2 separate regions of the Homo sapiens genome follow, and region 2 is linked to region 1. A link is a contact called in ENCODE Hi-C or POLR2A ChIA-PET data. All regions are on one chromosome and are shown on one strand. The core of a region is the stretch at or near the end of the contact, and the rest is flanking DNA. Distances in the headings are between cores, read along the strand shown. Region 1 has its middle 26 kb from the start of LSM3. Region 2 has its middle 51 kb from the start of LINC01267.

What was found. Hi-C counts contacts between places; a loop is a spot of excess contacts on that map. ChIA-PET counts read pairs that join two places held with the same protein, here RNA polymerase II (POLR2A). Pooled maps may share reads with other maps.
Region 2: a loop to region 1 is called in a pooled map, with 7 times the contacts of the local background. The contact joins two enhancer-like sites. A Hi-C loop is called at or near these places in 2 of 168 maps with a recorded cell type or tissue (Caco-2 and Calu3) and 3 of 50 pooled maps. POLR2A ChIA-PET finds 5 or more read pairs at or near these places in 3 of 52 experiments (AG04449, PC-9 and T-cell).

The regions. Positions count from the first base shown.
Region 1 is chr3:14,202,886-14,206,982 of GRCh38, forward strand. No RefSeq gene overlaps it. Among named protein-coding and RNA genes, the nearest start is that of LSM3, 26 kb to the left of the region's middle. Within about 2 kb of position 1,891, at least 14 of the 41 ENCODE cell types and tissues checked have a DNase peak (open chromatin) inside an H3K27ac peak, as active enhancers do.
Region 2 is chr3:14,299,198-14,303,294 of GRCh38, forward strand. No RefSeq gene overlaps it. Among named protein-coding and RNA genes, the nearest start is that of LINC01267, 51 kb to the right of the region's middle. Within about 2 kb of position 1,997, at least 3 of the 41 ENCODE cell types and tissues checked have a DNase peak (open chromatin) inside an H3K27ac peak, as active enhancers do.

The DNA of each region.
Region 1 (4,097 bases), core at 641-3,140:
TGAGGGGGAACAGTGCTCAGACGAGGTCTGTCTCAGCAGAGAACATTTGAGCGGACATCTGAATAGCAGGAGGGAACAGGCCCCAAGGGGATTTGGCAAAACAGCATTCTTCCAGAAACTGGAGGCCGCGCAGAGGCTCTGAGATGAGGCTTTTCCTGGTGGAGGGTCGGCAGGGAGGCCAGTCGGCATGGGAAGAGTGAGCCAAAAGTCTGAGACCTCGGAAGTCCAGGCGTCATTCAGCACCTTCGTTTCACAGAAGGGGATGAAGAGCCCAAGACAGTGAAATAGACTTGCCTGAGGCCACCGCGAGTCCAGGCTAATCTAGTTCTAAAGCCTAAATAAGGGCCACTGTGTGCCCCAGCTCCAGTGGTGCCGCTCATGCTGTAGCCTCTGGACCCGTGCAATGTGCTGCTCCTGCAGCTACACGGTCTCCTCCTTCCGATCACAGGCCAGCATTTCACCGTCCTTTCCCTTTTCGAAGGAAAGGGTCTTCTGAGTTCGCGGGTGCTATGGGGACCCTGCTCAAGCTGGTATTCAGGAAGGGGAAGACTGTGCTTTCCTTCCCTTGGCCAGGCCTCGTGGGAGGAGCACAGAGTTGGAAATCACACCCGTCAGACTCAGCTCGATCACCGTGTGCTCTGTGACTTTTGGCGAGCTCCTCGCCCATTCTGGGCTTCCATTCCTCACACGAAGGGAAATGCAGGGAGTTGTTTTTACTCCTGAACCTGCATGTCTTAGTTGCCAACACCAGGTGGTGCTGTGCTCTTTTGCTTTTCCACTTCAGTCCTTGCTTTGCAATCAACATGAGCTAATACTGGCCAGCGAGCTCTGAAATCCAGTTTGTGGAACTCCAACCCTACAATAGCTACATAATATGTAGGCCCCAGGGAGAAAGTTGTAAGGGAAAATACCATTCCCGTGGTGCCCATATCCTGCTGAACCGAGATCACCAACAAAGCCGCACTCTAGGTGAGATGGGTTTTGCTGCGCTGGCTCTGTGCACGTGGCTGAATAATGGGTGGACAGAGCTTTCTTTGCGGCCTGAGGCCAGATTCTGCCATCCTGTTGAGCAGATCCCTTTTCCTGCTCTTAGCCTTGGAGTCCTCATCTATACAGTGTCCTTTGAGCTTGAACAATGTGAGTTTCAGGAAAAGGACTCAATCACTCTGCTATTGATTAAAAGAGCCTAGGTTTGGAGTTCTTGGTAGCAGTATCTGAAAGCCGACATTGGTGTGTGCTAGGAAAAGCCTACAGATTTGGAGTGAAAAAGCCATGCATGTGAACCCTAGCACTGCTGCTTCCCAGCTGAATAACAGACTCCAACTCTCTGACCCTTAGTTTCCTCCTCTGTAAATGGGGATAGTGACAGTGCCCACCTCAGGAAGAAGGGCTGAGGATGAAAAGATGTCCATCAAGGATGGAGCTCAGGTCCTGCCATGGAGTCGGAGCTCAGGACATCTTTGATTCCCTTAATTGGGCCAGCAGCTCTAAATAAGATGCTTCTTGTCTCCTCCTGAATGCCTTTCTGAAAAGACCACCTGTAAATATTTATCTGTCTTTATAACAAGGATCCAAGCTGTTCTTCATGAATCCATAGTTTCTGCCTTGCTGAGTCTACTACAACATTTTTTAAAAATTTTTTCATCGATCTCTCCTTGCATTGTTTTTCCTGTATGACTTTTCCAGGCTGAGTTCTGCTAGAAACTGGGATGGCTAACAGCTGGTCATGATAAGGGTTTGGGAATCAGATGAGGGAACAGGGGAGCCTCCCCTTTGCAGCGTCCTCTGCCCTCCCTCTCTGTGGTTCTCAGCAATGTTTTTCTCAGTTCAGCTTCAAGGTAGAAGAGAAATGGATGAAACCAGCTCCATGAACAAGGTCACCCCGCCAATATCACGAGAAAATGACATCACTGTCAGCTTCCGCTCAGGAAAAACCTGGGACTTGAATAACCAAGGGAAAGGGCAGGTCATCCTCATGGCAGGTTGACAGAGCTGGTTACAGACCTCCCTGCCAGATATCAGGGCCTGGGAGTGTGGCTAAAAATGACCCAGGGACCACACCTGCCTCTGGTCAGTTGCCCCCGGCAGCCTTACCACCCTCGTATGCTCAGAACAACGGAATATCACCAATGGGGTGTTTTATTTCCTCTTTCCTAGAAGAAAGGTTACCAACTGCCAGAATCAAAATAGAACATGAACCGTGTCACTGGAATCCTGTCCAATCCAAGCACACTGATATTGTGCAATGCCCTTTGGGAGATAAAGCAGATAAGCAAAATCTCCAAGCTATTATCACACCATTGGACCTGGCATTGCAGAAGGCCTCTAGCCGGCCTCTTCTAGGCTTGTCATGTTTCTGCAACACTGTGTCGAGTGCTTTTTGTGCTCTAGAAGAACACTATTTCATAGATGAAACCAGGCGCAAAGCCTCACAGAAAGAATTATTTTGTTAAAGTGAATAGTTGTCCCCAACTTTTTCCATTTCCCAAGCTCATAGTTTTATACATTCTTTCTTTTTTTAAGGCTTGGCTTAAATTCTTTATTATTATTATTATTATTATTATTATTATTATTATTATTTTGAGATGAAGTCTCCCTCATATCCCCAGGCTGGAGTGCAATGGCGCAATCTCGGCTCACTGCTGCAACCTCCGCCTCCTGGGTTCAAGCCGTTCTCCTGTCTCAGCCTCCCAAGTAGCTGAGATTACAGGCACCTGCCATCACACCCGGCTAATTTTTGTTTTTTGGGGGTTTTTTTGGGGTTTTTTTTTGTTTGTTTTTTTGAGACAGAGTCTCACTCTCTCGCCCAGGCTGGAGTGCAGTGGCCTAATCTTGGCTCACTGCAACCTCCGCCTGCCAGGTTCAAACAATTCTCCTGCCTCAGCCTCCCAAGTAGCTGGGACTACAGGTGAGTGCCACCAGGCCCAGCTAATTTTTTTTTTTTTTGTATTTTTAGTAGAGATGGGGTTTCACCATGCTGGCCAGGCTGGTCTCAAACTCCTGACCTCGTGATCCGCCCGCCTCAGCCTCCCAAAGTGCTGGGATTACAGGCGTGAGCCACCGCGCCTGGCAATTTTTGTATTTTTAGTAGAGATGGGGTTTCTCCATGTTGGCCAGGCTGGTCTCGAACTCCTGACCTCAGGTGATCCGCCCACCTCAGCCTCCCAAAGTGCTGGGATTACAGGCGTGAGCCACCGCGCCTGGCAATTTTTGTATTTTTAGTAGAGATGGGGTTTCTCCATGTTGGCCAGGCTGGTCTCGAACTCCTGACCTCAGGTGATCCGCCCACCTCAGCCTCCCAAAGTGCTGGGATTACAGGCGTGAGCCACCGCGCCCTGCCAAATTCTTTATTATTCTTAATGGCACAACATAGTTTTCCATATGGTAATGAAATACCCACGCTGACTTTCCTGAGGAACAAGGAAAAATGAACAAATTGGAGAATTCAGTGCTTGGCAGGCTTGTCTTCATATACATGATGAATATCAGCCTTTCCTGAAGCTTTAAAATTCTCTTGGTCTAAGTTACTTTTCCTTGAAGGATCATTCCTGCCCCTTGACATCTTTGAGAATTGTTCAACATGTAAATGATGTGCATCAATTGATCAACTTACATTTTAGCTTCTTTATACTATCAGCGTATTTTTTTTCTGTCACTTTCGTGTTAGTGAAGTATAGTAGATATTTGTAAAAGTATTGTGACTATATATTTTTTAATTTTTATTTTTGATTATAGTAAAAAATGCATAACAGAATTTACCATCTTAACCATTTCATAAATGTGCAGTTCAGTACTGTTAAGTATATTCACAGTTGTGCAACATATGTGAAGTTTTCTTAAAGCAAAGCACTCCTGAATGTCCCTCATCCACAAGTCCTTCTCCCATGATGTAATACTTTATTATTGTGCCTAAACTTACCCTTCAGGGGTTTCAAAGCCTTGGACAGTAACTCTGAACAAAATCCATGGGCAAGATTTAAAGTATGGGGAGCACTTAGAGAAGGCTGTGAAGCTATTTCATCCTTTACTCATCACAAGCCAAACTGCTTTGGGTAGAAAGCGCTTGACTGACAGGAGGAGAGCTGGCCTTGAAACTG
Region 2 (4,097 bases), core at 747-3,246, 96 kb after region 1:
CCCGGATCAACAGAACCTGATGGGCCAGAGAGGATGCCAGCCATGCAAGGTCGCACAACAATCAGGAGGCAAAGGCCACTCTCTGCCACCTGAGAAGGATGATGGGAATTGGGCCCCTGCCCCCTGCACCCCCATCCTGAGGTTAAGTGTGAGGCCTTGGAGAGGTGCCCATCTGTGTGCCCAGTAGGGGCTGTGTGGCTCTCTCTGACCCAGCCTGCTGGCATATAATTGAAGGTCATCCTGGGGATCAGTTGGGGCCCCCAGGAACTGGCCCCAGGCTGGCTGGCTAGCTGGGGTCCTCTGCACACGGATGTCCCCCTCCTCTACCCAAGGTCTTAACCTGAGAGACCCCTCTCCCTGCTGAAGGTGTAAGGGGGTGGCATCTTCTTCCTACACAAGAGGGCGGTACCCAGATCCCTGACTGTGGAAGAGGGAGTGTGGTTCATGAGAGAGCCCAGGCCAGGTAAGAAAGGCCCCAAATGTTTACGAGCACTGGCCTTGTGTCAGGGACCCAGCTGGCACAGGGTAGAAGGCCCCACTCACAGTGTCCCCATCATCAACACCCACCCCTACCCCACACACAGTGTCCTCACCACCAACACCCACCCCCACCCCGTACACAGTGTCCTCACCACCAACATGGGGCACCAGCAGGTGCACTTGTTAATGAGTGAACTACCTTGACACATCATCATCACCCCGACTCCATAGTCTATGTGAGGCTCACTCTTGGTGTTGCACATTCTATAGGTTTGAGCAAATGTATCATAACGTGTCTGCCATGACTAGATCATACTAGGTAGTTTCACTACCCTAAAATTCCTCTGGGCTTCACCTATTCTCTTTTTTCACTTTGTTTCTTCGTTTTCAGAATGAAAACAACTTTACTGATTTTAAAATCATGCATGCGCTTAATAGCACCCTCCTATTCCCCAGACAACCACTGCTGAGAGTGTGGGGTATGTTTCCTTTCAGGTGTTTTCTGTCTGTATCAACATAGCCCACCCAGAGTATATAAGGAGTACCCAAGAGTCCATAGGAGCTAATATTGGGAATTGGCATTGACTGAGTGCCTACTATGTGCTTGACCTCACTGGACATTAAAATTTTTTTTTTTTCTGAGACAAGATCTCACTCTGTCACCCAGGCTGCAATGCTGTGTGGCACGATCATAGCTCACTGCAGCCTTGAACTGAGCTCAAGCGATCCTCTCACCTCAGCCTCCTCAGTAGCTGGGACCACAGGTGCACACCACTGTGCCCTGCTAATTTTTTTTTTTTTCTGGTAGGGACAGGGTCTCTCTGTGTTGCCCAGGCTCGATCTCCTGGCCTCAAGCGATCCTTCCACCTTGGCCGCCCAAAGCGCTGGGATTACAGGCGTGAGTCACTCCACCTGTCAAACCTCACTGGACATTTAACACTCACAGCAACACTGTGCGGTGGCCACCATCTCTGCCTCCGTTTCACAGATGAGAAAACTTAAGGCTCAGAGAGTTGAAGGTCCTTGCCCAAGGTCCCAGGAATAGAAAGTGTCAGAGCTGTTTCTAATCAAGTGACAAAGAAAGAGTCAAGGCTGGAATTTGAGTCAAGTTAGCTCTGACTCTGCACTTGGAAAAGCAGAAAGCATCTTGACGTGAGGAATTCTCTCCTACCCCAACCGTGGGGACGGAGGTTCTGAGCCAACATGGAAAGGGCCTGAAGAAACAGCTTGCTGGGTGGCGGGCCCTTGGAAGATGGAGTGGGAAACCTCAGCACCCTGCGGGTGCCCTTCTCAATCCTGGCTCTTAAGACCCAGGAGCCTGAGCCTGGGAGAGAGGAGGTGATCTCTTTTCCTCAGCCTGTGTCTGTAGGACTCACATCAGCAGAAAGTACACACCCACTCAGAGGAACACACTGCCACATTCCACACACTCACATGTGCACACCCTACCCCTCATGACAGCCAAGCTCTCTCCTGTCCACTCTCCCATTTCCGCCTCATATCCGGGCCACCTCCTCCAGTTGCCTACATTGCGCACTGCACAGTTGCAAGGGGATCAGTCACATGGACTGCAATGTGAATGGCACCCCCTGGAGTTGTGTGACACTGCTCACGTTGAGCGGGGAGACTTGGCTTATTTTACACTTGGCAGAAACTGATGCTCAGAGACAGCCAGTGACTTACCCACTGGTCAAAGAGTGCGTCAGTGCTTGGAACAAAAATCTGTCATCTTTTATCTCCCTTCCCCCATGCCTTTCAAAAAGAATTATTTCTAAAACTTTGATATGTTTTAAAAACAAATTGTTGTTAAACTTCTATCTAGTTGTTTTTGAGGAGGTTCCATACAAAATCTTAAGGGTACCAAAGAGCATAAAAAGAAAGTCATTCCCCTCCCACCTGTGAGCCCGGGACACCGGTTCCTTTGCCCAGAGGCAGCCGCTGCTGCTGGTTGTCGTGTGTCTGGTCCAGAGACACTCTAAACATCGTTTACACAAATGGGAGCGTGTGATGCTGCCCGCACCCCAGTGAGGGCTTTGTATGCCCTGCACCGTGCCGGAACCTTGCAGCCGCCTGACTCTGTTTTACTGTCCACAGGATTCCCTTACATGGAGGCCCCGCTGGCTATTTCGCAACACCCACTGGCATTCACTTAGGGCGCTCTGATCTCTCGCTGAAGCAAACCATGCTGGTGAACTCCCTTGCCTGTGTGTCATTTCACATGTCGGAAAAATCACCTGAAAGGTAAAGTCTTCATTTCTTTTAGACCTAAATATTTCATTTTTGAAACAAACTGAAATGGCATAAAAGGACATATAATAAAGTAAAAGAGAAGGTCCGAGTTGCCCCCACCCCTATTGATTCTACTCCCTGAAAGTGGCCACTGTTTCATCTCATATTATTTCACAGTTGCTTATGGGGCTTAAGATATGTGGTTGATTTGCAAAAATGGCCGTAGGCCTTTCCCGGGGCCAGCTTGGTGGAGACGGCAATCCAGGAGTTCCCTGCATTGGGAATGGTGGTGGGATCAAGCATGTGGAAGCTTCCTGAAATCTGGAGTGAACCTCTCAACTCCAGCCCTCTCACCATGCCCATTCCCAGCAAAACTACAGTCCCTTTGTCCCTCCCAGCCTGACCCCTTCTGCCAACACCAGGGGCCAAGGGTGGGAACCTAGGGTCTCCACAGAGGTGAGCAGACAGGGCTAGGAGCTCAAGGCACAGGGGAAGGCTGTCCGCCTGCCCAGTCAGTGTGCAGAGGGTAAATAATTCCCAAGTGTGTCTTAGGGAGAAAAGATAGTCACCAGTGACTCTACCTCACCACCTCTCACCTGCTTCATTGGGTCACTTCTTTACCCAACACCCTTTTATTGAGCACCAACTGCATGCCTGGTACTAAGTGCCAGGCATACATCCAGGGCAAAACCAACAAATTCTCTGAGAGTTACATGTTCATTGGATGAGACAGAAAATAAGCAAATAAGACCATGAATATATACTATGTCAGGAAGTAGTATGTTCTCAGGAAAAAAGCAAAGCAGAATAAACAGGAGGTCAGGGAGAAGAGGGTGGCCGAGGAAGACCCATAAGAGGAGGAGACACGAGCACAGGTGAGTGATGACTAGGAGTGAGCCCTGCAGACAATGGGAGAAGGCTTTCTAGGCCAGGGGAACCCCACACACAAAGGCCTGGAGACAGGAGAGTGCAGCTATGCTGGAGGGGCAGCCAGGGGACCCACATGGCTGGAGCAGTGGGGTAGAGGGGTGGCGGGGAATGGTGGGAATGAGAACAGAGGTACCACCTGTCACCCTAATCCCCTATCCAGTCCTCAGCACCCCACTCCCAGCATCCACAAAACCACCCTCTGCCTTCTCCTTCCTTCTGCCCACCCTGAGGAAAAGGCATCTCTCCTCTTGCTCAGGGCGGGTTCCCTCTCTCCTCTGGGCTGAGTCCCTTCTCATCTTTCCTGCCACCGCAGATGCAGACGCTGGCTCCAGCTGCAGAGCCTTGGCCTCTGCTGTCGCCGCTCCTTCTGGGTCCTCCACACCCCTTTCCACCTACCTGGCTCCTGTTCAGCTTTTCAGATCCAGGCTAGGACCTGCATCCCCACAAAAGCCCTCCCT